Regions from separate parts of the Homo sapiens genome. Here region 2 is linked to region 1. A link is a loop called in an ENCODE intact Hi-C map of the cell type or tissue named here. Cell type or tissue: PC-3. All regions are shown on one strand. Links, peaks and the distances in the headings refer to the core of each region. The heading gives the core; the rest is flanking DNA.

Region 1 (16,315 bases), core at 4,747-12,746:
TTATGTTATGGATATTTTACCACTGTAAAAACATAATAGGCTGGGCATGGTAGCTCACGTCTATAATCCCAGCCCTTTGGGAGGCTGAAGTGGGCAGATCACTTGAGGTCAGGAGTTCGAGACCAGCATGGCCAACACGGAGAAACCCTGTCTCTACTAAAAAGTAAAGAAATTAGCTGGGTGTGGTGGCGCACGCCTGTAATCCCAGCTACTCAGGAGGCTGAGGGATGAGAATTGCTTGAGCCTGGGAGGCAGGGGTTGTAGTGAGCCGAATTGGCACCACTGCACTCCAGCCTGGGCAACAGAGTGAGATTCTGTCTGAAACAACAACAGCAGCAGCAACAACAACAACAACAAACAACAACAACAACAACAAACAACAACAACAACAAAACATAATAAATGAAGGCTGATGGGAAGCCTTATGTGGGTGGGGTTAATGTCTCTCTTAAGCCAGACAGGTGAGAACTGCCCTCTAGATGTCCTTTGAAAATATAGCACTGCCCAGGCTGGTCTGTCAATATTAGCCAGCTAACGTGGTCCTTAGGTCCCAGGCCACTTCCCAGGTAAGGGGCTCCATCCCCGTGCTGACCTGCATTTTCCTTCTAGGTGGGGATTTCAGGTCTAGAAGCAGCTCCCACCTGAAACCTATGTTCTTGGTTGCTTTATGTGATAATTATTGTGTTCTATTTTAAGCCACTCCTCTGAGTTTGGTAACCGTCTGGGATTCTGTTTTGTTAGCCCTCTCTGTGAGACACAATAAAAGAACAGCAAGACCTCATGTAGGTGGTGAGGGGCCAGAAGGCTCGGCTGGCTGGGTTTGGAGACACAGTCCCTCCTGTGCAGCAGGAGTTTTCATTCCCTATAGGTGAAGGCTGAGAAAAGACAAGGCTTTGAATAAAATAAAATACATATTTTTCTCCCTGCTCTGGAAATGCGCTTGGCTCCAACACAGCAGGTGGCCGAGGAACTCAATCTGTGGAAGGCATCAGTGCTTTCAGTGCAATCAAAGTTAAGTGCAGAAATTTAATTAAACGGCATCAAGGATGGCAGAAACTTTGTAAAGCTGCAATGCATTGTCAAATTCAACAATTATTTCAAGGAACACAATCCACAGATGGTGTCTAATTGATAAATTAAGGTTCTGCTTCTCTAATGGGCTTGTGTTTAAGCCCGTTTTCCACCCATACAATAACCATCACCTCCAGGATGCCCCCTTTCCCCTCTCCAGCTTGGACATCGCTGCAAGAAGAAAGCAACCCAGCTCCCCCAGATGACATTCGGGAAGCCTAGGGTTGGGTCCTGAATGTTTAGTGGGAAAGACCTCCAGCTCCTTTTCCTGTGATCCCAAGCTCCCTTTTGGGATTGAGTCTTGTCCTAAAAACAGAAACAATAGGATTTCTTCGGGCCTGTGTGTCCTTTTCTGCTCTGCTAACCCGGATGTGTTGCTCAGAGATGGCTGGGTTATTTATTTATTCATTTTTTTTTTCTTTTTCCTTTTTAGCATTGCTGACTTTCTTCCTCCATGGCACAGGATTTTTGCCCAAAACAAAAGTCTCAATTTATTTGTTCTTTAAAAAAATAAAAACCACACTGAACAAAAACCTCTGTTTTTCAGAACTTGCTTCCTGTCTGTTAATAGTAGATACCCAGCTAACTTACTTTTATTTCGTAAGAAAATATTTGCGATCTCCAAACATCCAGTCATGTGCAGAGAAATGTATCCTGTGTTGAGATTTCATTTGAAAGGAAACCTGAAGATCTTGGGTGTTTACCAGAACTTCATTTTGCAGATGAGAAAACTGAGGCACAATGGTTTTTTATATACCTTGCTTTGGGACTAGTTCTGTGAAACATGATGTTTCTAAAGCTGGAGGAGAGGCAGTTGAGCACATCTGGGCTACCTACTTTAAATGGTTATTTCATCCATTCGTTTGTTCTACCAACAAATATGCATTAGGTACCTTAGCTTTTCTAAATGCTAAGGGGAAGTTCAGTGGTGAAGGAAGACACTATTCCTGCCTGCGTGGAGCTCACAGGAAAGTGTGGGGAACAGATACTGCACGGATCCTATGAGTAGCTGTATCAGTACAAGTTGGGATGGGTGTTCTGCAGGCAGGGTAGAGGGTGACCTGGGAGTGTCTACTGGGAGACATTAGGAGGGTTTCTCTGAGAAATGACTTAGCATTAGGAGGGATGGGAGGAGCCTTCTTGGCAGAGGGGATAGTGAGCTCACGGCTCAGTGTACCAGAAGACCCAATAGAAGGCCATGTGGGGGAGGAGATAGTGTGAGAAAGGCTGGCAATGAGCAAACAGAGAATGTTGTCCTGGGAGATGAGCTTCCACATATTGTGCACTTACTGGACAGTATACCTGGTGCTGTTCAGAACCTTATACAGCCCATCTTGTCTAACCCTTACTTTATTCCTAGATGTATCTCAGTATCTTCTACAGATTGTGGCACATAGTAGAGTCTCAGTAAATGAATCTTCCCAATGTTGACTATTTTTTTTGAGACAGAGTCTCGCTCTGTCACCCAGGCTGGATGCAGTGGGTGTGATATCGACTCACTGCAACTTCTGCCTCCCCCGGATCAAGGGAGCCTCCCACCTCAACCTCCCGAATAGCTGGGACCACCGTTGTGTACCATGCCAGGCTATTTTCTTGTATTCTTAGTAGAGACAGGGTCTTGCCGTGTTGCCCAGGCTAGTCTTGAGCTCCTGAGCTCAAGCAGCCCCACCCGTTTCGGCCTCCCAAAGTGCTGGGATTACAAGCATGAGCCACCATGCCCAGCGTTGGCTATTATTATCCCAACTTTTCAGTTGGGGAAGTTGAGGTGGACTGAAGGTAAATCTGCTGGCCCCAGGTCCGAGACCACCGGTGGGGTGGGTTTCTGTGCTGGACAGCATCTGTCTCCCCCAGCCTGGGCCCTTCTCACGCCTCTTCCCTCCCCTGAAGGGATCACACGTTTGAATGACTTGGAGACTTGGAGACACATTCTGTAATTCATAACTCTGACCACATGCTGCTCTTAAATTTCCACCCCGTGAAGGAAAGAAGAAATGAGAGACAACCCCTAACTTTTTATTTTTACACATATAGTAGAGGTGGAGAGGGCCAAGTTTACAACAGAACCTTTGCAAAAGCAGCAGCCAGGGCTCAGGACCTCACTGGGTACCCTTGGCCTTGTCTTTGCTCCCTACGGGTTGTCCTGGAACAGGAAAGCAAAGGGGAGGAGCGAAGAGGTGGGGACAGCCAAGGAACAGATCATATTTACTTATTTGTTTGTTTATTTCTAACGAGTAGCTGTGGGGAATGCCACTGCAGAACCCTTTCTAATTGCCTTTTATTTATTTATTTTTGCCATAGCGTGGGTGGCTTTTGAAATTGCACGTAATTTACGGAGGCGAGGATCCTGTGCCTGGGATACCAGATGATGTGGCTGAATGGCTGTTGGCTGTTTATTTGCTAGTCTGTCGTTACCAACACAGTATTCTTGAGTTCAGAGGCACAACAGTGTTTGATCCCCCTCCTCTCTCCTATCTAAATATATCCAACTAGTCAATCAGACTTGGCAGCCGTCAGGGCTGTGGCTGTCAGATTGAGTTTGCCTTGGCTCCTCTGAACTATTGGCTTGTTTTCCAAGCTCGAAAGTGTATACAAATAGTGATATCTAAATTAGACTTGCAAACACACACCCAGGTAGGGGCCCTGAAGGGGAAGAATGAGGCAGCATTTTGGTATGAAAATGACATTTCCTTCTCCTCCACTATCTGTTGGAGAGCACAGACGAAGCTACACTGAGGGGAATGGCTTCACGCTTGGTGAACAAGATGCGTGGGTGTGTTTTTCTGAATTGTGATTAAAATGTTTTTTTTTCCTTCAAATTTTAAGTTGTATCAGGAGATACAAGTGGAATATTAACTCAGTAGATGGGGGAGGTCTGGAGTGTCTCCCATCTGCTTCCCTTCTGAAGGGATCTCAGCTGAACTGAATGAGGTATATGTTGTGAGCAGTTAATATACGGTTGGTCCTTGTGATGTTGTTGTCTTGGCTGAGGATTCAGGAAGACTCTTGGGCCTTGGAGAGGCCTTTGGTTCCATGGCCTGCCCCATTGGGCCGGAACAGCCCCTTTCCTCAAAGCTGCCTCAGGCTTTTCCTGTAGCTTAGGAACAGCAGACCGAGCTCCTGGGCCCCTCCCTGGAGGCTTATTAAGGGGGATCAGTGGAAAGAAAATCAGAGCATCTTAAATCCCTACCTGCAAGGTACCCTTAATTCTCCAGGGAGAAACCTTTTATAAATAAATGTCATGAGTGCTCATCCCCCGAGTTGAAGCTTATCTGCAGAGATGCTTCACTCCGGGAGAGAGGGTTGGAGTTGCCATTGTGAAGGCCTGTGTGTGTAGAGGTACCATGCTGCCACCAGGCCATCCCTCTTACAGCTGTGTGGCATCCTGGAGGCCTGGGTAGGAGACGGAGGGTGCCGCAAGTTCTCTTCCAGTGATGGGGAGCCACAGGTGGTTTTGTAGGGTTCCTGGGTCTTAGGTGGTTATCAAAAGCATTTCACAGACATATGTAAGATAAAGACCCTGTCCTCAAGCAGCTAAATGAATGAACTAGAACAGTGGTACCCAAATTGTGGTTCGGGACCCCTGGGCATTCCTGATAACCTTTCAAAGAGTCTGTGACGAAGTTTCTTAAATAATAATTTTAAGACTTTGTGTTTTTCATTCTCATCCTTTTATGAATATACAGTAGAATTTTTCATAGGCTACATGACCTCTGTTGACATCATAGTTCTGGTGGCTAATGGAATATGTGTATTTCTGTGTTTAAAAATGTCTCAATTTTGGCTGAGCGTGGTGGCTCATGCACTTTGGGAGGCTCCCAGCACTTTGGGAGGCTGAGGCGGGCGGATTGCTTGGGGTCAGGAGTTTGAGAGCAGCCTGGCCAAAATGGCAAAACACCGTCTCTACTAAAAATACAAAAATTAGCTGGTCATGGTGGTGGGCGCCTGTAATCCCAGCTACTCGGGAGACTGAGGCAGGAGAACCCTTGAACCCAGGAGGCAGAGGTTGTAGTGAGCAGAGATCTCACCACTGTGCTCCCACCTGGGTGACGGAGTGAGACTGTGACTCCAAAAAAACAAAAACAAAAAAGTCTCAATTTTGATTTCTAATATGATAAATATTGAGAGATATAACACACATAATTCTCTTTGGTGGTCCTCATGTTTTAAGAGGGAAAAGGTGTCATGACATCAAAGATTTTCAGAACCGCAGAATTAGAATATCGGCAGATAAGTGGCAAGTTGAAGTTATATGCTAGGTACTAAGGTAGGCAGAGCTCTAGGGGTAGATAACAGGTGCTTGTGAGTGAGCTGGAGAGGAGATTGTCAGGGAAGGCTTTCAAGACAAGTGGTTTTCTTACCTCGGTTTTGAAGGATGAATAGAAGTTTACCAGAGAGACAAGGAAGGAAAAAGCATTCTAGAAGGAAGGAACGGCATGCCTGAAATATCAGTGTGTCAGCTTTTCCTCCCCAGTCTGTGGGGGTCAGAAATAGGGTCACCCTGGCCTCACCATGAGATTTTTTTCTACTGGGAATTTCCAAAATAGGCTGCATCTCAGAGTCATTTGGTGAGGTTTATGGAAATACTGGTGAAGCTAGTTCCCAGGTGTGCTTTGCTCTACTGATGGTTGGTAGCATTGTTTACCTCTGGTGGTGGGAATGACAGGGTGCTGTTTGTACCATTTTCGGTTCTTTTGTTGAGAGTGACGTCACAGTTGTCCTGCAGCAAGCCAGGGTTATGCCACCCTGTCAGCTATGCCAGAATGGCAGCAGGTGTCACTGGACACATACCATTCCTTCTTTACACCATCTATCAACCTACAGTGGGGAAAGGGGCAAGAATACAGCATAATGAGAGGGGCAGCCAGTTGTAGCTCGGGGACCTTGGATTCTAAGCAGCATGACCTTGGGAAGGGTCTTGAGTCTTTGAGCCTGTTTGTCCTCTTAGGAATAAAGCAGGTTGGACAGACCTTACTTAATAGGCATGCTTAAATCTGCCAGGGAAAGGGACCCTCCTGTTGATGAATAATTCATTCTGGTTTTGTTCCTAGAAAGTATTCCATGGGGCACACACTTTCTCAGCTGCTCTTGGTTTTGCAAAGGAAGATACTGACATGTTCAGATTAAGAAATCGTAAAGCTTCTGAACTACTAAGGAAGGGAAAAGAGGGGCCCAGGGCCCACATGTGTGCCAGGTGCTGATCTGAGGGTTTTTTGTGACTCATCTCATTTAATGGTCACGCTGTTCCTGTGAGTAAAAGCTGTCATCCCATTTTATAGATGAAGAAACAGAGGCACAGAGAGGTTACCTTAATTTGCCCAAGGTCACACAGAATCCTGGTGTTCAGGCCTCATGCCTTCTGTTCTTAACTCCATATCCTGTGTCCCTGGGAAAGGAAGGGGCCATAGTCTGGAGTGGTTTCCAGGAGAAAAGAGCCAGAGTAATCTCTGCTCTTCATTTCTTAACAAGAATAGAAGACAGAATAAAGGGCACAGGGATAAAGGATTGTTAACCAGACTGGCAAATCAGTAGACTAATTAAAAATCAAACACCTTAAAACACTGTCGCTGGGTTAATTGTAAACCAACAATGAAACGTTAAAATTTGCCCAGCCCATGAGTTTGAATGATTAACTGAGTGAGTTAATTTCAAGCCATTGGTTTGAGTAGCCGTGAAAGCTGAGGTTAGTGGAAGGGGAATCTGTGTGTTCTTTCCTGCCCAGGCCTGCCCTGGTGCCTAAGGTCTTGTGATTGTTGCTGCTGTTTGCGTTTTTAATCGAAATATCTTAAACATTTAGGCAGAACCTCACAAATGCAGCTAGATTGTGGAAAAGGACAGTGTGAATCAGCAAAGAGTAGGATTACGTATATCTTTCCAAATAGAAGAAATGCCATTCTGTTTTGCAATATCACAGAGTCCTGGTAGCAAGAAAGGGCCCTTTGGAAAGGCCTTTTGCCTTCCAGTGTTTGACCCAAGGCTGCTGTCCCATCTGTGGCCTCTGTTGCTCTCTCATGTTCTTTTCTGCCCAGAGACCAGGTCTGGGGGTGTTATCAGGAGTTAGTCCTAAGACTGGAATGAGACTCCTGGGATTCAATGATGGCCAGTTGACCACAAGATGTTTCTGTTAGGTTTTAAGTTGAGATTCTGCTACGCCTGCTTTGATGGCTAGGTAACACTCCTCAGCACCAGGTGATGGATTTAACCTCTGTGAGCTGTGTTTCTAACCTGACTGGGCCCAGGGATCATGCTGGGAAAGTTATGGACCCTTTACCCAGAGACTTGCGCTACAACACAGCCACATACAGCTTTGCACTGAGGGTCAGGATGCACAGATCCCTGGTGCTCAGACATGAATGGCCTTATTAGAGTGAAGAAACCCTGTGTTGAAGTCACCAAACAGCTGGACTTTAAATGTTAATGTTAATATTTCACTGTGACTTATATAGCATTTTATTTTTTCCAGAGTTCCTTACAAGACAATCTGATTTGATCCGCAGGAGAATCCTGTAAGGTCAATTATATAGTCGCTCTTTTATATATGACGCATGCAGTAGGCTCAGTATCTTCCCTGAGTGTTGCTGTTTTCTTGTTAATTTGCTAAATGGGCTTTTAAAAAGGAGATAAATGTAAATTTCAGCCCCGTAAAATAGATACATCTCAAATGCTCGTGACTCAAATTAATTAATTAAAAAACAGAATAAAACACCACTCCAGCCACAAAACATGGCAAGGTTGTAATGTTTATTCCATTCAGCCAGTTGATGGGGTAAAATTACGAGATTGGTCTGTGATAAAAATGTTTTTAACTCCAACTTAGACGTTTACAGAAAGGAGAGACTTGGGCAGTTTGTTTATTTAGAACATTGATTACTGCTTCTGCCATGTTCCTCCAATCACAAACACTTGGGAAAATTTTGGAAAACTGCAAGAACTAAGTAAAAATCCCCCCAACGCCACTATTTACCATTCAGAGATAACTGCTATGAACATTTCGGTACATTTTTTTCTGTCCTTTTTCATGGCAAAAAAAAAAAAGGGCAAAAAATTATATAGAGACACAGGTATACACACACACACACACACACAAATCATTGGCTAACCTGCCTTTATAACTTTATCATATTTTCCTCATTCACTGTTTTTATGTTGTGGTTTTTATTGTCTATGTGGTGTTGTGACTTACAATTATACTTTATTTGACCAAAGCCTGTTATTGAATAGTTAGCTGGTTAGTGATTTATTATTATTATTATAAGTAACATTGTGGAATATCCTTGTACATAACCCCTTAGCAACATCTCTGATCACTTCCTTAATATGTTTACCTAGAAGTGGAATTTTGGGGTTAAAGGCTATGGATATTTTGAAGGAGATTTTACATATAAATATATATGAAAAATATATAAAGGAGCTTATATATATGAGATATATAATCTCCTTTACAATATCAAAAAATTTGTAATATATATACTTATATATAATCTCTTAAAATTTTTTTTATCTTACATTGGCCCTCCCGATAAGGAGAATGGTACTATTTTCTAACCTCACCAAAAGTTTGAGAGATTAACTTAATTTAAAAAAAATTACTGTTTTTGTAAAAATGATGTGTTTATGGTAAACATTTTTATATGTGCTGAAGGGGAAGGCTTAATTTAAAAAGATTGGGGTTTCTTGGATCAACTTGAATTGCTTATTTTAAACAGCCCTCTTCAGTGTAGTTTGGCAAAGCTCTCTCTTTCGGGTTTATTTGTTTACTTACCTACTTATCTTCAACACACTGACCTACCCACCTGTGTATCTTATTTGGTTAACATTTATCCAAGTTTGAAGATGGAAATAGTTTTCCTCTGAATCAGAACTTTCAGTGTAACTGTTCCAAGAAACCGCCACCACAGATGTGGGAAGAGGGAAGAGAATGAGGAAGATTCCTGCTGTCTTTTTACCGCTTGGGTTTACAAATGTGGCAAATTTGGAAAATGTCAAAAAGTAGGAAAAATAAAATGAAACCTGAGATCTCACCACACAGAAATAATTATAGTCAACATATTGATATGTTTTCTCTTTTTGGAGGAAAAAAGTTACAGATGAACAGAAATTTGAAAACAAGCTGTGCCTATTTTCTGTTTCTTTTATTACACATTTTATTATCAATGAATACTTTCTGCTGTAAAAAATATAAATGATACAGAAACCAATAGTAGTGTTCCCCTTTCTAGAAGAAACTATAAAAGGGTGTACTGTTCATCGCCCCTATTCACGCTTTAAAGGAGATGTCCAGCTCCAGTTGAAAATGAAGTTTTCTTACCTGGCAATCTGGTGTTTCTGAATGTGATTTGAAATCCGCCACCCCAATGAGAATGAGGACAGTTTTGTTTTTTTTTCCTGCCAAGAGGGATCGATCGTATTGATTAATTGACTGCAAAAATAAATTCAGAATTATGAAAATAAAGGGCATCTGGATTTAGAATTACCAAATATGGCTGGGCACAGGGGCTCACGACTGTAATCCCGACACTTTATGAAGCCAAGGCAGGTGGATCACCTTAGGTCAGGAGTTCAAGACCAGCCTGGCCAACATAGTGGTAGAGACATATCTGTCTCTGCCAAAAAATACAAAAATTAGCTGGGCGTGGTGGTGTGTGTCTGTAGTCCCAGCCACTTGGGAGGCTGAGGCACGCTTGAACCCAGGAGACGGAGGTTGCAGTGAGCTGAGATTGCGCCACTGCACTCCAGCCTGTCAAAAAAAAAAAATCACCAAATATTAGGTGTGTTAAGATCCTGGGAGATCAAATTTCACCCTCTCATTTTACAGATAAGAAAACTGAGGCCCAACAAACATTAGTAATTGCCTCACCCCAGGTCAATCAGCCAGTTAGGAACAAAACAGATTTCAGGTTCTAGTTTGTGTCCTTTTTTCTTTTTAAATGAAGATATTGATCTATTTTTTAAAAACAAGAACAAAGGCCGTGTGTTAGTCTAGTTTCAGTTGCAGAGAGCTGAATCCACTCCCATCTGGTTTAAGCAGAAAGGAATTTGTTTGAGGGCATTAAAATGCTTCCAGAAATCATCAGGAGATACACGGAAACCTCTAGGTTGTGCTTTTGGGAACAGCCCTCAGAGCTATGCAGCAGATCTGGGTCTTCAAATACCTACTGTCTCTTCTGTCATCTGGAAGTCCCCACCAAATTGGGAAGATGGTGCTACAGCTGCCAGGTTCAGAACCACAGCCGCACTGTCCCCATCCGAAGGCCTCCATGGCTGCCACTGTCCTGCTGTGATCTCCAGCAAAATAGGTTCTCCATGACTAGTCAGTAGAGACAGAGGATATTGCTGCAGAATAACCTAACACCTCCCTGGCCATGTTGCCAGGGGAAATAGTTAAAGTACAGAATATACTACTTTCCCTTTCATACCTAGCTGCAAGGGAACCTGGAATATTACTCCTTAATTTTCCAGATCCTGCATAACAGAAAGGCTTATGGCGAGGAGGTTGGACTGGATGATGGGGACCGATTTACCATGTCTACTTAGTAAACAGATCAAATGATAAGAAATAGACTTCAGTTCTGTGTTATGGCCATGCAAGGTAGACTGGCAGAGAAGCAAAAAACAAAAACAAAAAAGCAGCCAGACAACTAGAGAATTGTCCAGAATTTAAGACAGACAAAGACAGAAGCTATATGCAGAAACATAGCGTCAATAGGGTGGCAGCACTACATTGTACTGTTTTAGGATATATCATTTGAAGTCCTGTTGCATTTTTGCAACCCTAGGCATAAGTGGTATGTGGTAGTTTATACTTAATGTGACTGAAATTCAATTCAAATCCAATTCCAACTTGAGTATTGAAGTTTCCCTTTCTAGCCCTTGAACTTGTATCCTGATATTTGTCCCTAAAACTTTAACTTCCTCAATATTTTTTTCCTGCCCTTTTCCTGGTTTTATTTACCTTATACTATTGAGGAACCTACATTTTCCCTCAAAATCCAAAATTTAAAAAGATGCTTGACAGGAACAGTGGCTCACGCCTGTAATCCCAGCACTTTGGGAGGCTGAGGCAGGTGGATCACCTGAGGTCAGGAGTTCGAGACCAGCCTGGCCAACATAGTGAAACCCCATCTCTACTAATGATACAAAAAATTAGCTGGGCATGGTGGTGCAGCGCCTGTAATCCCAGCTACTCGGGAGGTTGAGGCAGGAGAATTGCTTGAACCCAGGAGGCAGAGGTTGCAGTAAGTCGAGATTATGCCACTGCACTCCAACCTGGGCGGTAGAGTGAGACTTCATCTCATAAATAAAAATAAATAAATAAATGCTTATCTTTGATCTAGCAAGGAGACCACTTAGCATTTATTCCATGTCCAGTTGACATTTGGGATGTGCTTTAGGCAAGATGGCAGCCAGAGCACTAGTCTTGCCTGCTATGGGAATGATCATCTTGGTTTCCATCTCTTCAGCATCTCTAGTGAGACTTCAGGACATCCCTGAACATTCCCCATACAGATCGAACATCATTATTTGCTCTTCCTGGTCATTGCCAGCTTGTTGGTGTGGCGGCTGAGTGCTTGGTGTTCACACAGCTCTGAGTTTAGATTTGCCTGGGTTAATGCAGCATCTTTACTAAATGGTGAGGCTTATCCACAAACATCCAGCATGACTACATTGAAAATCAGACTTATGGAAGAAGAAGGAAGAGAGCACTAGATAGAGGGTCAAAAATGGAGCGAGAGATGGCACAAAGTGTAGTGATCAGCAAATTTAAGCCTCTGACAAGCGGTGGTCAGCAGCCTTCCCAGGCCTCTAGCTAGTCAAGTAGGTCAGCCGCACTTCCCCCGTGGCTGTTTGTAAAACATTCTGCTTTGTGGTATAGAGCCAGGAGCCGAGGAGAGGAAACTCAAGAGGCAAAGATGCAGTTCTGTCTTCAGAGGCATTTATTTTCCTATTCAGGTGGGTGAAGCCTTGCCAGGAAACAATTTCTGAGCGAGTAGAAATGGTGATGGAATACGGAGGATTGTATGCCAGGCAGCATGGAAGCCATGGGATCACGGCGTGGGGAGTGGGGCTGTGAAGCCAGCCAGAGCTTCTTGGAATAGTTGAGGGAGGAGGAGGAGGAGATGATGATGTAACATTATCACATTCTTCTACTTAAGAATTCAATAATGACTTCAGGCAGTGTTATTAAGGCCTGCCCAGCAAGAATGGAGGCACAGAGGCCACTCTGAGTGAACATATTTGGGGGACTCTGAGATACAGCCATTTCGGGGAATGGGGAGTGGTGTTGAGTGCAAATAGGAGATAAATTTAGAGATAAAGGATGACGAGACTCCCCTGCCCCCATCCTTCTCCTTTCATTCGCGTTGCCCTTACAGGTAGATGTCTGTTCCTGTAGCCAAGGCACCCCAGGCCGCGTTAGCCGATGCTCACTCTGACCGCCCAGGAGCAGCAGGCTGAGTCAGCCTGTCCCGCCTTTGAACTTGTGTGCAGCTGCTTGCTTTAATTAGGTGATATGTGGGTTCCCTTATCTTCCTGAGAGAAGATTTCTCGCTTTAGGTGATCGGCTATTGACGCCAATGTGGGATTAGAGTTCCTTCTCTCCAGTTTCCCCTCAGGCCCTGTTACAGGATGTCTGAGATAGGAAAATCACATGTTTGAACAAGTGGTGGGTGAGTTGCTTGGCAGGTCGTCAAGACTGATACCTCCAGTGCCCTTTCAGGTTGGCAAAGCACATTCACATAGAATCTGATTTGATCCCTGGAGAAAAGGTATACAATACTTTGGAAATGTCCCATTTCATAGATGAGGAAACGAAGGCTCAAAGGGATGAAGAGTCTTGCTCAGGGCCAAGTAGCCAGCAGACAGCAGGTCTGGGAACCCTATCCCGGTCTGGATCCAATTTATTGCCCTCTCCTTCAGTGCAAGCTGGTGTCCACTTGGACTTGGTTTTCATTGCTCAAATCCCTTCTCGCCTAGGTAGGGAGCCCCTGAAGGGCACACAGTCAAATGGGCCAAGCACGGCAGGTGAGACCCTGACTTCTCATGACCCCGTGTTCTGGAGTTGGAGAAACTTCTGCTAGATTGACTGGAGATCTGGGTTTTCGGTTGTGATTTTTCCATTCTCCTAAAGGTAGACAGCAGAAATAAAAATCCTGAGGCCCACCGTTGTCTTCCTTACCCCTTTGAAGAGTTTTCTGTTTATGAGCAGCTGATTGGCTCAAACTTAGCCTTTCAGAAATAGCGTCTTCCTCTTTTGGGAAAATATGGCATCTCAGTTGCTTTCTGGACTTGAGAATATCTGCCCTTTGCCTTTGGGCAACATTTGCTGCCAAGACCTGCATGTCAATAAGATCCCACCTTCCCCTGGGTTCCTCCCACCCCCGACCCAGGAAAGGGGAAGAACATGGTCATTCTGGGTGTCACGTTGACCTGCAAGTGCCTTTTTTTTTTTTTTTTGAGACGGAGTCTCGCTCTGTCCCCCAGGCTGGAGGGCAGTGGCGCGATCTCGGCTCACTGCAAGCTCCGCCTCCTGGGTTCATGCCATTCTCCTGCCTCAGCCTCCCAAGTAGCTGGGACTACAGGCGCCCGCCACCACGCCCAGCTAATTTTTTGTATTTTTAGTAGAGACGAGGTTTCACTGTGTTTACCAGGATGGTCTCGATCTCCTGACCTTGTGATCTGCCCACCTTGGCCTCCCAAAGTGCTGGGACCACAGGCGTGAGCCACCGTGCCCGGCCCACAAATACTTTTTTAACCTACTTGGGATAGTCAGTTCAGAAGGAAGGAATGAGCCAAGCCTGACTTCCCTCAGGTACGAGTCTGCTAATCTTTAACTCTGACTTGAATCAGGGCATCCACTTCTTTCCTTAGATATCCTTCTGCCCTGTTACATCACCTCATGTGTTGCATCACTGTGGCTGGCTCCACAGTTGGAATTCTGTGTCGGGGAAAGGACAGGGAATTTGGGGCTCTGCCCAGGTGAGCAGGGATTCTCCACAGTTCAGTCCAGCAAGTGTTTTTGGAAGGGAGGCCTCCTGTGCTTAGAGCTTCATGCCCCTTCACCTTCTCAGTGACCTGCCCTATGGAAGTCATCATCTTTACAACAAGGACTTCTGATATATTTGACTATATTTCCCTGGATTCTGCAAATGGCAGAATTTGGAAAGACATGCATTCATTTGTTCCCCCTTGCTCTTCATTACTTTAAAAAAAAAAGCTAATTTGTTTTGATGAGTAGTAGAGGAGAAGGAGGATAGAACTAGATAGAACCTGTCTTCCACTCGCTCCATCCCACTTCAGAAGTGAAGGCATGGCCAGGCACAGTGGCTCACGCCTGTAATCCCAGCATTTTGGGAAGCCAAGGCGGGTGGATCACGAGGTCAGGAGATCAAGACCATCCTGGCCAACATGGTGAAACCCCGTCTCTACTAAAAATACAAAAAATTAGCCAGGCGTGGTGGTGTGCACCTGTAGTCCCAGCTACTCGGGAGGCTGAGGCAGGAGAACGGCGTGAACCTGGGAGGCAGAGCTTGCAGTGAACCGAGATTGCACCACTGCACTCCAGCCTGGGTGACAGAGCGAGACATCATCTCAAAAAAAAAAAAAAGAAAAAAAAAGTGAAGGCATTATGGACATTCTTTTTTTTGAGGCGGAGTTTTGCTCTGTCGTGTCCCGGGCTGGAGTGCAATGGCGCACACAATCTTGGTTCACTGTAGCCTCAGCCTCCTGAGTATCTGGGATTACAGGCATGTACCTCCATGTCCGGCTAAATTTTGTTTTTTGTTTTTATTATTTTTTTTGAGATAGAGTCTCACTCTGTTGCCCAGGTTGGAGTGCAGTGATGTAATCTCGGCTCACTGCAACCTCCGCCTCCCGGGTTGAAGCAATTCTCCTGCCTCAGCCTCCCGAGTAGCTGGGATTACAGGCGAACGCCACCACACCCAGCTAATTTTTCTATTTTTAGTAGAGGTGGAGCTTCACCATGTTGGCCAGGCTGGTGTCGATCTCCTGACCTAGTGATCTGCCTGCCTTGGCCTCCCAAAGTGCTGGGATTACAGGCGTTAGCCACTGTGCCCGGCCAATTTTTGTATTTTTAGTAGAGGCAGGGTTTCTCCGTATTAGCCAGGCTGGTCTCAAACTCCTGGCCTCAAGCCATCCGCCTGCCTCAGCCTCCTAAAGTGCTAGGATTACAGGAGTGAGCCACCATGCCCGGCCCATTTCTTGTTTATCTTCTTAATTTCTTAGTTTGCCCAAGTTTAGGGGTGTTGGCATACCAGGCTTTGAGTGTGGTCCACTGGGGAGAAGGTTCCAGAGTGAACCAGCCACCCATGAGGAAGGACTTGCCCCAAACTGAATTATCCCTCTGTGACTCTGCACCCAATGTGGAATGACTGGGACAGTAAATGAGTGGAAGCTGCATTCTTCTCACAGCGACATGGGCCCAAAATGCTACCTGTGCTAAGTGGCTGAGTTTGTGTTATATGTGAGCCATCAGCCTGCGTGTGGGGTCTGCAGTCCTCTGACAGGGTTCAGTTGCCTACCTGGGTCTATCTCGCTTTTGCTCTTTTGCGTGTGTTCTGCAGACCGACCAGAGGTTGTTATTTCACTCTCCATCCCCTCATCAAACTCACCCACCCCAGACCCTTCAGGAACAAAACCCTGACATCCTCCCTCATGCATTTGTTGTGATCTCGTGTGGCCCTGCTCTCAGCTCACCCCACTTCTCTTGGCTGCCAGGTTTCCGTGTTTTGAGAAAAACCTAAAAAAACTACCACCTGCCTCTACTACTCGATCTACTTTCCCCAAACCCTTCTCTGAGTCAGGGTTGAGTTTTCCCTCCCGCCCACCCTGGGCTGGGGGAGATGTGGTCTCTCACTGGTACTTTATGGAAGGGTGTCTTTATTCAATTTGACTGTTGCTATTATGTGGCGAAGCCTTCAATAAAAGTCGTGATTTATGAGATGTGTGTGGCTGTGGTTGTTTTTTCGTTTTCTTTCTTCTTTTTTTTTTTTTTTGCTTTGTCATCTATCAGGGAGAGAAAAGCCAGGCCTGATACTTTCTTGGCATATCCTGTGTTCAGTTAAGAATGTCAGCTGTCGGCCATCAGGAAGTTACTTCTCGGATTGGCTTCTCCTCCCTTTTACCTCTCACCACAGTCCCCTCTTGAAACAGGCAGAGGCCCCTGCTGTCCTGCAGGCTGGCGATAAGGGGCCTGCTGGATGCTGTGGGGAGAGAAGTGGGGCCCCTGGAG
Region 2 (16,315 bases), core at 4,266-12,265, 52 kb after region 1:
CAGTTTCTTAGTTGCTCCCAGCCTCTGCCCCCACCCCTCCACAGCTATCCCTCTGACAAATCCGGAACCATGGAAGTCCTCATTCTGAGATCCTCCTAGATTTAACCCAGCTGGAGTTAGTGTTGGGGGAGGCTAAGTGGAGGATTTGGCTTTTTTTCCTCTTATGCTAATGAAGTGAATATGGCAAGGAGTCACAATATTTTCTTTCCAGGCAAAGAAATGTTGTAGTAGGAGAAACAGCATGCAGGGGAAGCAAATGTGATCTCACTGGATTCTCTCAAGGGAGGAATAGGACAAATTGTCAGCTTCTGTTGAGAAGATAATACTCTCACTATGATAAATGCCAAGTTTCTATTGAAAACCACCATCTTAATGGTGGTGTCCCCAAGCACTCAGTGCTTGCCTGGCAGCCGAGACCAGAGGAGAAGCAGAGGAAAGCAGATATTTGTAGGGGGTTGTTTGTTTGCAATGAGAAATCAGTTCAAAGCAAAGGAGATGGTGCATTAAAAATGTTCTTTTAAGGCAGCTTTAAAAAGCTAACTGGAGTGCTCCAGTGTGGCCTGATCTTAAAACACACCTATGGGGAGACTTCCACCCTCAATAAATATTTCTTGCATATGACTTGAATTAAAGGAGGCACATGGGGCTGGAAGCCGCCCGAAATAATTTTCCCTCCCATAGGAAGCAGCCGCTGTAATTCACTTGCAAGTTATTTCAAAAGGCCTGTTCTGATAGAAATTGCTGCCTTCTCGTGGACTGGGATTTTTCTCGTACTGTCTGTGACATCCCTTCTTGACAAGGGTGTGTCCGCCCATATTTTACAATGCACCACTCCCTCAAAGAGCGTCTCAGTTTGTTGTTGCCCTTTTTGGGGGTGCTTATGCTGGTTTCTCTTAGACACCTGAGTGTGGCTGATCTGCCTCACAGCCTACACTCAGGGAGACCTTCAGGTTAGTTAAGGGAGTTCCTGGGGTTGGGGGGCTGGACGACAGTACATTCAGGAGCTCTAAGAATGCTGGTGATCATGGGAACAACTGGAGGGGGAGGAAGAAGGTCTCTTATCAGCTGCTGTTGAAAGGTCCTAAGGTGGTTGTGCTTGTCCAACCATCCTTGCATTCAGGAACCCAAGCTAGGTATTAAGCACCATGATGGGGCCACAGAGATGGGTGAGGTGGGGTGCCCACCCATGTGGGGCTTGTGGTCAAGGAGCAGAGATGGTGGTAAGCAGAATCGCAGTGTGGTATAGCAAATGGAGAGCCTGCCAGTGTCACTGCGAGGTGGGGACGGTGGTTGCTGCTGTGGAGCTCCTCTCCCAGGCCTCCCATCCTTTCCCTCAGCTGACTCGGCTGTTCCCTATGGTGGCCGCTGAAGGCAGATCATGTCTTCATGTGCCTCAATGCCAGCCTGAGCATTGACCTGGAAAAGGTGCTTGACAGACATTTATTCTGGGCTCCATAAAGGACCAGTGTTGCCATGGTAGGTGGAGGAGAGGAGGAAGCCCAGAGTGTGACTTGCCCCACACACCCCTGGATATCACAGTCCTGCCCCTGCCCATTTTGGAAAGAACCACATGGAGAGGGCTCACTTCCATGGACCTGAAATCGTGAGTTTGACTTTGTCATCAGCTGCAGAGCAAGGAGGGAGGCAGTTTACATCTGGATGCCTGCATTCACCTTGCCCAGAGATGCTGACTGCTGAGGATGCACCTCAGGGCTTTACAGATGCTCCCCTTCTTGCCATGTTCAGTCTCCTCCCTGAGATCTTACCCCTCAACCCCCAAGAAGCCACAAGGCAGGTCTGCTTGTTTGACCCATGAGTGGAACGGTAGATGTGATCTTTTCAATGTGAAAGAACCTCAGCGAACATTAGTCAGGGTGTCTCAGTTATAATTCAGTCTCATTATTGCCTCCCGGATGTGATTAACCTGGGATCTGCTCATGAAGGGATTTGGCCGCCCAAGGAAATGGACAAAGATGATGGATCAGGTGCACCTGGGACAGAATGACAGCTGAAGTCAGTGGTTTTCTGCTAAACCCATAACTTAACCACTGGTTGAAAGTCTGTATCAGGTGTCCCAAATCAAATGTATTGATTCTAGATGCCTTTTTGTAAAGAGGCAATAAAAAGAAATACCATTTATTTTCACAATTGTTCCTTCCTCCCTGTGTCTAGGAATTACAGAGTCATTGTTATTATTCCTCCTCTCATTCGTAGCTCCAAGTACATAGAGAGCAGGGCTTGACACACTTTGTCTGTAAAGGGTCAGATACCAAATATTTTAGACTCTGTGGGCCATACGGTCTCTGTCCCTGCTACTCGGTTCTGCTGTTGTAGCACAAAAGCAGCCATAGACAATATGTAAATGAATGAGTGTGGCTGTGTTCCAATTCCACTTTTATTTACAAAAACAGGCAGCAGGCCTGTGGGCCGTAAGTTGCTATCCCCTGTTATAGACAGTCCTAGTCGTCAACTTGACGTCTCAAAGAAAGCAGCGATTTCATAGAACTGAGGATATTTTCAGGATCAGTAATAAACTTTAGGGGCATGGCTATGCTCATTTGAAATAGTCATCCTTTTAATGTAGGCACATGTCAGAAAGGTACATTGTATTGTCTGATGCCATCCCTCCAAGATATTTGGAAAAATCTTTTGGAGTAAGTAGCTGCAAATAATAAGGACTAGGGAGAGTTAAGAGCAGGCATAAGCCCCTGTCAGTCACATAAGGTTTGTTATAGTGAATAGGCAAGGAATGATCATTTTGGGGTCTTGCTTTTTTCTTGGGCTGTGGGGTGCTCTTGCTCAAGGACAGGTGCTCTGTGTGGACGTGGTAGCCACAAGCTAGAGGATTGTACCCACAAACGTGTGCAAAGGCTTGCTCGTCATGCAACACTTATCTGGCCACATTCCTGAAAGTGGAAGGCCAAAGTGGGAACTTTTATGCAGCTTTATGCGACGGGTCCTTGACTCTGCTCACTCACATCTATAAGCTGAGAATTTGGTGGTAATCACTTTTCTAAAAGAGGAAAAAATGGATCCACATGGATTAATCTGCACTGTTTAGGTCTGTAAAAAACCAGTGACATTGACATGTCAATGAAAATGGTGGAAATTAACACTTGGAAATTTTTATATAAAACCTTTATTGAAAATTCAGTTAAACATTCACACACTAAAAAGAGCTCTATATTTATAACTGAAAAACTCAATTTGATGCAAGCTGCTTATTTCTCCATTGTGGTCACGTGGGCTGAGGTTCTTAGTATGAAATGTAATTTACACAAATTAGTCCAAGGCAGGTAGAGTGTGAAATTAAATTGATGCCTTGATTTCTGTATTCTCTAGTTAAGTGTTTCTCTGAAAATTCGTCATTTCTGTCCTAGGAACTTTAAAGTATGGAGGTTTTCTTTTTTTTTTTTTTTAAATAGAGCAAAGAAGTTCTTACTGGTTAAGGACATGAAACAACCTTAATTACAGGCTAAAAAGGCACGTTCCATTTTGTTTTGTGGCTAAATATTAGAGTGACCCCCAAATTGGGCTGCCAGTAGAGGTAGAAAACTTGGGCTTTAACGCAATTATTACATTTTTCTTTTTTTTTTTTTGAGATGGAGTCTCACTCTGTCACCCAGGCTGGAGTGCAGTGGCTCAGTCTCAGCTCACTGCAACCTCCGCCTCCCAGGTTCAAGCGATTCTCCTGCCTCAGCCTCCCGAGTAGCTGGGATTACAGGTGCTCATCAGCATGCCTGGCTAATTTTTTTTTTTTTTTTGTATTTTTAGTAGAGAAGGGATTTCACCATGTTGGCCAGGCTGGTCTCGAACTCCTGACCTCAGGTGATCCACCCACCTCAGCCTCCCAAAGTGCAGGGATTACAGGCATGAGCCACTGTGCCAGCCAGCTAGTACATTTCTCAACTAGCTGCACCAAGCCATCTAATTTCTTTGGTTGTGATGAGAACAGGTTAGGGCTGTTAGCTGTGTAGACCTAGAAGGGGCTTTGCAGACCCTTTTACAGATGAGAAAACTGAGGCTCATGAATAACATTCTGACCTTGGTCTCTTCGGTCAGGACGCCGTGGACCCTGGCTGGGCCTGCTTCTGCCCCTGAGTCCGCACTGCTGCCTCTCACTGAGGACAGTTGTCGGTGTTGGTGTCAGATTGTGTCAGTAATCGTAGTAAGAATGAATCAAGTATGGGGTATCCTGGTTCAAATTTGATAATCCAAGAGGAAGGAGAATCACTACTTGCCCAGAAATAATGGAAGGCCAAGATGATCTGACGACCTTGTAAGGAGATCACCAGTGCTCTGGGACTGAACCCATCTGCTGGGTCCTGGGGTAGCTCTGTTGACTGCCCTCTGCTGAAAAGGAGTCAGGTTGCACCTCTAGGGTCCAGGACGCAGGTGATTGCATTTTATCAGCATCTTTCTCACAGGCCACCCTCCAGCAAGGTAGACATGGGTCAGCCCTGCCAACTTTGGAATGAATCATTTCTTTCAAATAACTAGCGACTGACGTTCGGGGCAGTCTGAAAAATGAATTATGGGCTCTCACGATTTTTATTTGTCCATGGTGGCATAGGTGGTATTTATCTCTCTTGTCCTTGCTCTCCCCCACTTTTGGAGCCTTTGTCTCTGTCTGAGTCAGCATGACATGGTTTGAAAATTGCCTGTTTGGCTTTTAATGATGATTAATGTCCATAGCCATGTTTCAAATTTAGGATCTCTTGAAGAGTCTCCGAGACCGTTACCAAGAGCAACCTGCCGAGGGAGTCGGCGCAGAGCTCCGTACTTTCCCAGCCTGAATTAGATTCCTCCCAAACTTCTCCATCTTTCCACCAGCACCCCGTGGGCCCTTCTTGGGTCTTTGACACCAGGAGCTGAGCTGGCCTGCCCATCTGGCAAGCTCCAACCACCCTCTTGGGTTAGTGCCTGTCCCATGGGCTATCTGGAAGGGTCACTTTTTCTTGCTTCTTCCTCCCCACCCCCAAATCAGAGAGGCCAATGAGGAGCTTAATTTCCTCAACAGCAGGTGTCTGTCATCTATCTGAAGATAGTTGCCAACATCTGGTACAATTGCCTCCGCAAACGCAGTAACAAGGCGGCCTGCAGTTCAGGCGCAGAGCGAGCATCGCCGCTTTAATGATAACAAGCTGTTGGCCTCCCCTCTGAGATGAATCCATCTCACAGATGTTTGTCTAGTTTTGGCAATCGTATTGCACTATAGCTTTGGTGATTATGCTCGACTGGAGACTATTACAATAAAAGAAGTTTGAACTTGTTCCATTTTTATACCCCACCCCCTTCTCCCCTGTTCTGAGGTATAATTTATATCAATGGCTGTAATATTGGTTCCCTTACTGAGGCCTCTTTACTTTTTATGATGTCGGTGGAGCTGCAGCTGATAGCCTGGCTTCCTCCACAGGTTAATGTGTTTTGGCTCCATCAGCGCTTTTAATGTCCACGCTTAATGGCCCCGTGGCAGTCCCCTCACCCTCTGTCAAAGCGCATGTTGACACTGAGAGGTCATGTGATTACTTTGACGGAGTATCTCCAGCTGTAGATAGTTACAGCTTGTGTGTGTATGTAGGGCGTGAACATGGGGCGTGTGGAAGGCCTGATGCTTGCACAGGACGGAGTAGATCAGAAGGAGAGGTTTTTCCTGAAGGTGGCAACAGTAAGAGACAAGGCCTGGGAATGTAGAACCTTCTAGACTACTGGTGGACTTCCTCTCTGCCTCTCTCCCTCTGTCCCTCCTCCCCATTCATTCTCCTCCTCCTCCTCCTTCTCCTCAGGCACAGTATACTTTTACTGAGACAAAATAAATAGTCCTGGTGCAGTGGCTCAAGCCTATAATCCCAAGACTTTGGAAGGCCGAGGTGGGGAGGATCGCTTGAGGCCAGAAGTTTGAGACCAGTGTGGGTCACATAGTGAGACCCTATCTGTACAAAAAATGTGCCTGTACTCCTAGCTACATGGGAGGCTAAAGCAGGAGGGTCGCTTGAGCCCAGGAGTTCGAGGCTGCAGTGAGCTATGATTGTACCACTGCACTCCAGCCTGGGCAACAGAGTGAGGCTTCATCTCAAAACCACAAAAATAACAACAAAGCAAAATAAATAGAAATCACACCTTGGTGAAAGGGCATTTGGAGGCCTGTCAGGTAGTTTATGCTGCAGTGTTTGACATTTTGGGCTTTAATTACACAGTGGTTTAATATTTAATACTATCAAATGTTACACAGCTTTACAATTATAGTTCTACATATGAAAATTGAAAGGAACTATCAATCCACTCAAATCGTATTTAGTGATAGTAAATACCAGGTATTTTAAATAATAACTCTCATTAATTGCATCTCCACTGTGTACTAGGTACTACACGAACTGCTTTTATTAGTAGATAAATGGGGCCAGGTGCGGTGGCTCACGCCTGTAATCCTAGCACTTTGGGAGGCTGAGGAGGGCGGATCATGAGATCACGAATTCGAGACCAGCCTGGCCAATATGGTGAAACCCCATCTCTACTAAAAATACAAAAATTATCCGAGCATGATGGCAGGTGCCCGTAGTCTCAGCTACTCAGGAGGCTGAGGCAGAAGAATCACTTGAACCCAGGAGACGGAGGTTGCAGTGAGCTGAGATCGCACCACTGCACTCCAGCCTGGGTGACAGAGTGAGACTCAGCCTCAAAAAAAAAGATAAATGGGTAATTCTTACAGTCTCCCTGTGAGGTAGGTATTCTTTTGTCTTGTCACAGGTGAGGAAAATGAGGGTCCGGGACAGGAAAGTACATGCCCAATGGCACAAAGCTGCCAAGGGACAGAGAGAGCGCTCAGTCCAGGGCTAGCAAACTCCAGACCCATGCTCATTCTCCAGCCATCATTGTCACCGCTAACCCTGCTCGTGGTCTGCTTTGATGTCATGGAAAAATTGGCCCATCTGAGATGTGGCGCATTATATAAATCAGTACAGCGTAAATCACCATCATCACTTGACATTTAAGCCTTTTTTTCATTTTAATTTGGATATTACTTTGTCAAAGATTAGGCAACGTAATTTTGGCAAGGTGTTATTTTTGGCAGTGCACTTACGAATGGGTGAGTCAGCCTGGCTGTGGATGCATCATTGGTGGCAGGGCACCATGGGTTTCTTTCTTTGTCCAGAAATAGACACTGGTCTCTGGACTGGTGACACTTCAGGAGGCTCCAGATGACTGTACTGGGTGCGTGTATAGCAGCCTTCTATGAGGAACTAAAGGGGCCACCTCATCTTGGCCTCTAGATAGGACTCTATTCTTTAATGAGTCCTTCAGATATGTGGGTTCGAGTCCCATAGGGAGAGAAAAAACTTTTCCCAAAAAGTTAAAATAGAGTGATCTTTTGTGATGCATATCAAAATAAAAACCATGGGATGGCTTATGAAAATTAATGGAATTAAATTTCCCAGAAATGGCTAAAAATGTGCAGCTTGCAACCCAGCAGTTTATTAAAGACTTGAGAACATTATCTTCGCCATTCGAGTTAGATTTAAGTATATGCTTTTAACCTGGGCCACACACAGTAATAGAAGAAGCCCGACAGAAATGTAAAGACCTGCTAATTTCCTTTGTGATCTTGGGCCTCGTCTTACTTCTCTGGGCCTTGGCTATCTTTTCTACAAATTTCGGCTTTGTAGACATTGGATGAGATTTCAGATCTCTTCCAGCCCTGTAGCTGCATTCTATTCTGTTGGCCAGCGCCTGCTCATGCCTTTCCACAATTGAAGTGTCTGTTGCGTGGATCACCATCACCATCCTCCTTCTGTTCTGAGCTACATCCCAAGTTGCCCAAAGTCAGGTTAAGTCCAGCATAATTTGCCATTTGTTAAAGTATGCCTGTTGATTTGTCATCTTTCCTTCTTGACTTCCCTCCCTCAGCACAGATCTCTCATGCCAGTAGTCAAATATAAAATTTTTCATACCCACCCAGCGTTTTGCATGGGTTCTTCACTCTCTCCTGCCCGCCCCTCCTCACCAAATGAGTTCTTTCTTTGCGAAGCTGGAGCCAAACCACCAAAATGCCACAAAGACATGTGGCGCAGCTTTTTCCAGTTTTTCTCTTGCGGTAGTTACAATATTATTAAAAATCCATTAAATTTTAATGTACCCTATAAAATATGTGCTCTTGTGAAAGCAAGCACAGATAATTATTTCTGATGAATAAACCAAGAGGACAAGTATGTATGAAGTTCATGCTGCAGCATTCAATTTTTATTATATACATCTCCTGCAGGGGCAATCACTGTGATGTTCCAGCTGGTTGTGTGGAGGGCTGGTTCTTCTCAGAGATCCTTTGGGGCAGCATGAACCCTGAACTCTCCGAATGTTCTCAGAGCTTGTTATTACCTGGAAAGAGAGAGCCCTGTGTAGGAGCTGTCTTCTGTTAAGCTCTTCAAACAAAAGAATGAAGGACTAAATGAATCAGGATGAGAAAAATGCAGTCTCTCTAATACTCCAAGGTATCCTTCTGGGATGAGGAGGGAAAAATCAGACATACATTTGAAGATCTTCTACCTAGTAGCTCTGTTCCCTTGAGCCAGTCTCTTAGCTTCTCTGAGTATTTGTTTCCTAAATGGGAGATGAGCGTTCTCTCTGCCTTGGGGCTTAACAGAGGCACAGAAGAGCCTGTGTCTGGCTCAGAGTGGGAATTCTGACTTGCGGTTTCCCTCTTTCAGTCTTTTTCTTCTTCTTCTGGAGATCCTTTGAAAGTTTTCTCATAGCTCCAGAAGTTGGAAAACAGAGCTGCTGCCTGGCCTCCTGGAGTCTGTGTGGTGTGAGGCTTGGGAGCCATTAACACATGACTATCTAGTGTCACAGCTGCTGGCTCTGGACATCTCCTGATGCTTCAGGGGTGGCTTCCATATTGGTTTCCAGAGGCTGCATGCACCTGCCAGGTGGATGGAAGTGTTTCCCATGGGAGTTGCTGGGCCCCTGTCTGCCTTCTCGGGGTGCCTGTGGCCTCTGTGCCTGATGACTCTAGGGCAGGGGTCTGATGACTCCAGGACAGCCAGTGTCATCCCTTTGCTTGCAGATGAGGTGGCTTAGAACCAAGAGGGAGGAGCTTAGCCCAGCAGACCCTCCTGGGATTTGTTGGAGGCTGTGCTTGGGAGTCGGACACCTGATCTGCTTTGCAATTTTATGAGGTCCAACTTCTGATCCTCAGCGAGGCCCCATTTCCTTCCTGGGGCAGGGTTAGTCATCCGGCCCTGCAGGAGGTGGGGCAGGACTCAGGAAGCACTTGGAATGGCCTGGAAATCATGGGCTATAAAAGCCTTTCTTCCCAGGGTGGCGGAGTGCACTACTCTCACATTTAATCCTGCCCGGTATCCTGAAGAGGGGAGGGCCAGGGTTGTAGGTGAGTTGCATGGAGTTATTCTGGAATATTCCACAACTACAGTTGGGACTCAGCTGCTGGGATCAGTGGTGAAGAAAGTCCCACATTTTGCACAGAATTGGGTGATCTGTAAATGAAGGAAGTTTATTTTTAACAGCATTATGATTTTGTTTAAAAACGAAAAGACATACTAGAAAAAATTAAATACATAAGTAAACAGAGAACTAACAAATCCTCTCATCTCATCACCATGAGATAACCCACAGTAACATTTTGGTGTAGGCTTCCAGAGGTCTGTCTGCACATATATAAACTACGGTTGTGTACACTTTTATATAAATGAGATCATATGTGGTGTTTGCCAGATGGCCTTTTCTGGTCAGTAGTATGTCAGAGGCATTTTTCCATGTGATTGTACCCTACATGGTCATATTTGTTGCCTTCATTGTTTCTGTGATATCGATGCACTATGATTGACTTACGCAAACCCTTAGTTAGGATCATTTAGGTTGTTTGCAGTATCATTATGATCATTGTTTGGTATTATAGCCAGTTCTGGCAGGACCGCCCTTGTGCATGCATTTCTCTCCTGCTCCTGCAATACTTTTGACCTAGCAATTCCACTTCTAGGAATTTACAATAAGGAGATAATAATACGTTTTACAATTTGCTATTTATTGCCAAACTGCCCCACAGGGAGGTTGTACTAATTTACATTTCTACCAGTTAAGGCAGCATAAGAGTGAGCTTGAGCTTTTGGTCTTAGGATTTTTGTGCCCAAGTCTTTCTAAAATTTACATTCCTCTGAAATTTGTCATATGGAACATTTTTTTTTAATATTGAAGAGTGAGGAATCTGTTATACCTTGACTTTTAAATACTTGTTACATTGCCTCTCTGTTCTCTGATAATCCATGAAGTTGTAAATGGTTTTGACTGAGTGAGATACATGCAGGAGAGTTTCAGGATAGACCGGGGGTTGTGTTTCTGTTTCAGATTGTCATCTTGAAACAAAAATGGTGGCAAATAAAATGTTTTCAAGTGGATGTGTTTAGTCGTGATTTTTAATGGGTTTTTGATCATTGTTCCTAGCTGCATACCGGTTTTGTCCTAGACAGGATATAGCTGAAGACAAATACTGACTTTTTCCTTCATCTAATACATTTGGCAATTACGTCTTGCCTTGTGAAAGCATTACCATTGTTATTTAAATTTTGCATTGCTCTTTTAAGATAACGTTCAGCTTGTTGCCTGTTTATCTCTTCCCTCCTGCTGCTCTTGTGTGCGTCCTCACGGCACATGGGGCAGTGCCCTACACTCAGTAGTCACCCAGTACCCATTTTGGGATTTTTCTCCAATTATAAAGTTTTAGCATTAGGAGGTCTCTGAGAGTCAACTTTTCCCCAATTGTAGACATGTTTTTGATCTTACATACATTTTAATTTATTTTTTTCATTCAGTAGTAAATGGTTGTTGAGTGCTTTTGATGTACCAGGTGCTGAGGTGACTGTGCCGTGACAGTGTCCCCATCCTCGTGCAGGTGATGAATGGGTGTCCATACAGCCTTGGAAATGCACAGGCCTGGGGCACAGGCCTTTTTCCTCTCCTGTTGTTACCTTTTACATCTGCATTTGATAAAAACCTTCTCCAGAGAAAGGCTTAGAGTTCACAGAACCTTTATTTCAATGGAGGTCTGCAGTGTTCAGCGTTAGAGTGAAGATTTTCATGAAGCATGGCCTGACAGAGAAGTGTTTGAGGAAGAGATTAAATGGAAGCAAACTCTTTCCATCTCTTGGGGAAATGGGAGATGCGGGTGTCCACTGGAGCCAGGGCTTCTAAATTTTAAAATCACTTCTTCACCAGGCTGAAGCCGGGGTGCCCCCACGGAAGGTACTGTTGAATTGCTTCGAAGGTTTCTCATTGAGAGAAGCTCTCTGTTTCTCCTAGTTGGGACTGGCATGAATAAAAGCAGAGGCCAGGCGTGGTGGCTCACATCTGTAATCCCAGCACTTTGGGAGGCAGAGGTGGGTGGGTCAGCTGAGGTCTGGTGTTCAAGACCAGCCTGGCCAACATGGTGAAACCCTGTCTCTAATAAAAATACAAAAATTAGCTGAGTTGTGGTGATGCATGCCTGTAATCCCAGCTACTTGGGAGGCTGAGGCAGGAGAATTGCTTGAACCTAGGAGGTGGAGGTTGCAGTGAGCGGAGATCGCACCACTGCACTCCAGCCTGGGTGACAGAGTAAGACTCTGTCTCCAAAAAAAAAAAATAAATAAAAGAAAATAAAAGAAAAAATGTAAAGGCAGGAATGTGTACAGGACCTCACGGGATGTGGGGAAACCAGCCTGGTTGCAGTTGAGGGTATGAGTGGGACCCTACTTCTCTCCCGCTGATGAATGAAATGTATAAAACCACCTTCCTCATTATGTGGTCCTAAGGCTGAAATGAGGCCACGTACGTAAAGTGTCAGACACACTTTACATATGGGGGTTAGTAAATGTTGCCATGTCATTAATTATTAATACATTGAATTACAAAGTTATTTAATCCAGCCTCTCCATCCAATCCATATGGGAATCTCATCCGCAGTATTCCTGACAAATTTGATTTGTTAGGAATCTCTTTTAATCTTTCATATTTGATCGGCTTTTAATGGTTTAAGGAAGAACATTTCAGGAGTAAAAATCTGCTTCCCTGCTTAAAGAGCACATAGTTCCTTATTTTGGCTTTGTGAGCTCTGCAGTGGGACAACTCTTTCCCTTTCCCACATATTTTGAATAATTCTTTAATATATATTGACATAGATATTACTATATATTATATAGATTAGCTATATAGACATATAAAAGATATTTTCACTGTCTCAGCAAGGGGAATGCAGCAGGAAAACAGGGTGATAGTGGGGAGAAAGTCAGCAAGAAAACGTGAGCAAAGGAATGTTTGTATATCAGTGCTTTGATATACATGTTAGTGGTTCTCAAATTTGGCTATATATTATAATGATCTAAAGAGCTTTTCAAAAATACAAATTCATGGACCCATCTTTGGAGATTAGATGGTAGGACTGTGGTAAAATCTGAACATCTTTGTTTGTTTTTATGAGACAAGGTCTTACTCTGTCACCCAGGCTGGTGTGCAGTGGCATGATCGTGGCTCACTGAAGCCTCCATCTCTGGGCTCAAGCAATCCTCCCACCTCAGCCTCCCTAAGTGTTGGGATTACAGGCATGAGCCACCCCACCTGGCCTTTATTTTATTTTATTTTTTAAAAGAGATGTGGCCTTGCCCTGTCACCCAGGCTGGACCCATGCTGGAGTGTAGTGGCCTGATCATGGTTCACTGCAGCCTCAAACTCCTGGGCACAAGTGATGCCCCCACCTCAGCCTCCTAAGAACCCAGGATTATAGGTGTGTGCCACTGCTTCTGGCTGGGCATCTTTTTTTAAAAGTCCTAATGTACAGCTGCAATTGTGAAACATTCATTACCTGTTTTCATATTTAGAATGAGGGTAATCCTTCTAGAGGCACACAAAGTTAGCTGAGTAGCAAAAAGCTGGGTCTCAAACCAAGGTCTTCTAATTTCAAATATCATGTTTTATCTACTTTACCATGAAGCTGAATTGTGTGAGCACAATTATGAGGTCTCCTTTGCCTCCCACCCTCGCTGTATTGTCCATTTTCCAAGGTAAACACACCCAGTTCTTTCAGTTCTTTTTACTCTGTGATTTCAGTGCCTTCTGCTCTCCTAGTAATAATATATTTACCAGCCAGCATATATTTATGATCAGTATACATTTGTGATGCATTCTATGGGCCAGGTACAGGGCTAGGCATTGGGACTCCAGAGTGCCTGGAGGAGAAGATCCCCCACGCTTAAATATAGTACATTTGACATAGTCCTTATCCTTAGTGCCCTCAAGACCTTTCCCAGCATATCTGGCTCTTCATAACATGGAGAGCTAGTGGTCCTTCCTGGATCTGCGTGTCCTCAGTCTAACCCCTGCAGATCTCCCTTCATGTGGGGAGGGCCTTCTAGATGGCACCTGGGCTATGCCGACTTAACCCTGCATTTCAGGCTGATCCCACACAGCCTCCAAATAGGCACTATTGCTCTAAGGTGTCTGGGAGAGAAAAGGTTGGCCCCGGTTTTGGAAACTTTGGGGTTTTGCGTGTGTCTAAAAAGATTATCTTCAGTAGTTTTGCTCTCCCAGTGAGAAAAGGAGAGGCTGATCATGTGCTGCCAGACACTGGGCAAAGGGTGATGTTTGTAATGACCATCCAGTGACTCCTGCTGCCGCTGTCCTTCCTGCCTGGATGTTTTTGGAGCTTCCGTCTACTCATTCAGCATCCAGGGAGGCTGTGATGAAGTAAGGACCATCTGTTAGGGACCAGATAGCAAGGACATTTGCAGCGCATTGAAGGTTGGCCTGGATGACCAGCAAGGGTTTTTCCTGCCCTGCATGCCTGGACTCCCACCTCCCCACCCCTGGTTAGGCTTCCTGGTTGTGGGGAGTCATAGCCAGTGGAGCTCTAGTCTGTAACAAACACACCATCGGAACAACAAACCCTCAGGTCTTTCACATTGATTAGATAATTAAAAAAAAAAAAAAACAATTAAAATAGCTAAGCAAAAGGGAGAATTTCCGGTCTCATCCTGGAGAACCAGCATTCTGGTGTGTGTCCTTCCACACTTTGAGCGCATTCACTCTGCAGTTGTCACACTGGTGATGAACGTGGACACTGGGAGCAGGCAGGCCTGGCTGCCATTCTTGCCCCCATCACTTCCCAAGTGTGTGACCTTGGGCAAATTCATCTGTAAAATGGTGATTCAGTAGAAAGTATTTGATAGGATTGGGAGTCTTAAGGGAAACAGATGCATGGAAGTCCTCAGCAGAGGACCTCACACACAGTGAATTCTCAATCCGATGTTTATTTAAATCATATGTGCCTTGTTATTTGTAAGGATGGAACTCCCTGCAATGTCTTGAGGTTGTTAGCGTGTGACCATGAGTACTAGTACACAGTGCCCATTCATTGGAAATTCTGTAGCCACCGAAGAAAACTCACCTCAAAGTGAAGTGATGCTCTTTTGATGGTAAACACCATTGTTTTGCTGCACAGTAATTAGGCATGAATGGCAAACAGTTCACATCAGTGATTGTAATTAATTAGTATAAACATTTTTTTTTTCCAGCCAAATCTCAGTCCGCCTTCTTTCTCTTATCATGTGGTTGTCTGGTGTTGGTAATCAGTGTCCACACTGCCCCTGGGGCAAGTTCCTTGAAGGCAGGAATGGCAGTTTCTTCTTTGTACCCCCTGCCCCACTCCTGGTCTGGCAAATGGGGGCTCAGGAAGTGCTGGTGCTGCAGGACAGCTGTTCCTTCATTCACTCAAAAGTTCTCGTTAATATGCATGCCTCTAAAGCAATGGCCTTATTTTCATTGGATTTATTTTTCTTGTTCTTGCTCTTCACCTCTCATTTTCCCATATGAGAGACTCCGGGGCTGCACTCAACAGATTCTGTCTGTCTGTCTTCTTCTCAAGGCTGGAGATCTCTAAGCACCCACTTTTCCCTGGCCCATGTGCTGGTGGCCCTGAGTTTCTAGACTTAGCTTGCCCTCTGACCCAAGGATGGTGGCCCAAGTTGGCAGAGGTGGTGGGAGGAAGCAAGGCTGTGGTGGTGGTTGGGTGGAGGAATCAGAGCATAGGGGGTCCTCTGACCATGAAGATGAAGGAGTTTTCACTGTTTATAGAATCTGCATTGGCTGTCCTGCCCGCCTCTTCTTCCTGAATTTGGCACTGGTTATGATTTTAGGAGCACGGAGAAGACTCCTCCAAGAATTAGAAACAAACAAATTCCATTTCCTCTCTCTTTGGCTGTAAAGCCTTTAACTGAGGACCACGTGTTTTATTCCACAATTGGGTGAAATGCCCTCAGTTGCTGAAACCCATTCCATGTCAGATGGTATCTCCTGCCCATTCATTGTGACCCTCCCGTTTTGAAGAATTTATCCCTCCAGGCCCAGTTTTTCTGTAACTGGCACAGATTCACAGGTGGGAGCCCAGGCAGGCTGCACTCTAGGCATCGGCCCTCTCTCCTCCCCTGATGCTCAGAGCCAGGCTCCTCCTGAGCACAAAAATCAGAGCCCTGTGGTTCAGAACGGCCACCATGTAGGATGTGGGTGGCACCAGCTCCTTGGGCCCGAACTGGCAGCACAGCCAGGGAATGTCCTTAGATGTTAAATGGGTCGCAGGTGAAATGAGCTGTTTGTGTCCTTGCATTGTGAGTGTCCATGCTTTCCTTTGAATTTACAGGGAGAGGCAGGTGGTAGGTTTGGGGGTCCCAAGGCCAGCTGTGTTGTAGCATGGTCGGTGCGGCATGTCTTTTATATAACCTGCATGTGGGTTACTGGAGGCCAGAGGCACCTGTGGTCTTGGAATGAGGATCTCTTTGACGTGAGAAGACAGATGTCAAAACAACTTCCTGCCACCCCTGGAGCTGTTTGTCCAAGATCAGCCATTGCATCTTCCTGTCTGGCAGATTGCATTCCTCCCCTTACCTGTTTGCCTTCTGGAAGACTTGATTGTGGTGGCAAGAAGATAGGCCCCATCAGGGTGGGCCTCATTCCAGCTTTGCAGCAAACAAGCTCTGATTTGTTGGGGAGGCTGGGAGGGACCCCACTTCACTCTCTGCCCCCAGTGTCCACCTGCACTTGGGCAAGTCAGCCAGTTGGTTCTGTAGACAGAACACCCCCTTGCAGCACAGACTCCACCGGGCATTTGGCGGCGGTGTGGAATATGAAGAGAAGGCTTCCCCCAGTCTGTAGGTACAACTTGCTCTGTCCCTTTGCAGCACAAATGTGTTCCCAGTAATCTGTGCCTCTCTCCCCTCAACACGTTCAGCCTTTAATTGTAACTATTAATCACGCCGAGTTGTGTCGCACTTCATAACCCTTC

Evidence for each region. Hi-C counts contacts between places; a loop is a spot of excess contacts. Peaks named below come from ENCODE experiments on the same cell type or tissue, not always from the same donor. Only the 100,000 strongest peaks of a DNase experiment are listed, where the experiment ranks them.
Region 2: it touches region 1 in a loop (5-fold over the local background); 9 of 110 quality-filtered maps call a loop at or near these places.

The regions. Positions count from the first base shown.
Region 1 is chr17:57,363,418-57,379,732 of GRCh38, forward strand. The region is part of intron 5 of MSI2 (musashi RNA binding protein 2); the gene reads left to right. Among named protein-coding and RNA genes, the nearest start is that of MSI2, 120 kb to the left of the region's middle. RefSeq lists a silencer at 697-940 and an enhancer at 16,142-16,315. In PC-3, for the core only: no CTCF peak of the experiment used is centred there; DNase peaks (open chromatin) are centred at 6,914 and 8,914; H3K4me3 peaks cover 817 bases; H3K27ac peaks cover 2,911 bases.
Region 2 is chr17:57,415,782-57,432,096 of GRCh38, forward strand. All of the region lies in intron 6 of MSI2 (musashi RNA binding protein 2), which reads left to right. Among named protein-coding and RNA genes, the nearest start is that of MSI2, 170 kb to the left of the region's middle. RefSeq lists enhancers at 6,984-7,163, 9,047-9,341 and a silencer at 7,013-7,213. In PC-3, for the core only: a CTCF peak has its summit at 4,340 (motif pointing left); DNase peaks (open chromatin) are centred at 4,500, 7,150 and 9,210; H3K4me3 peaks cover 410 bases; H3K27ac peaks cover 6,625 bases.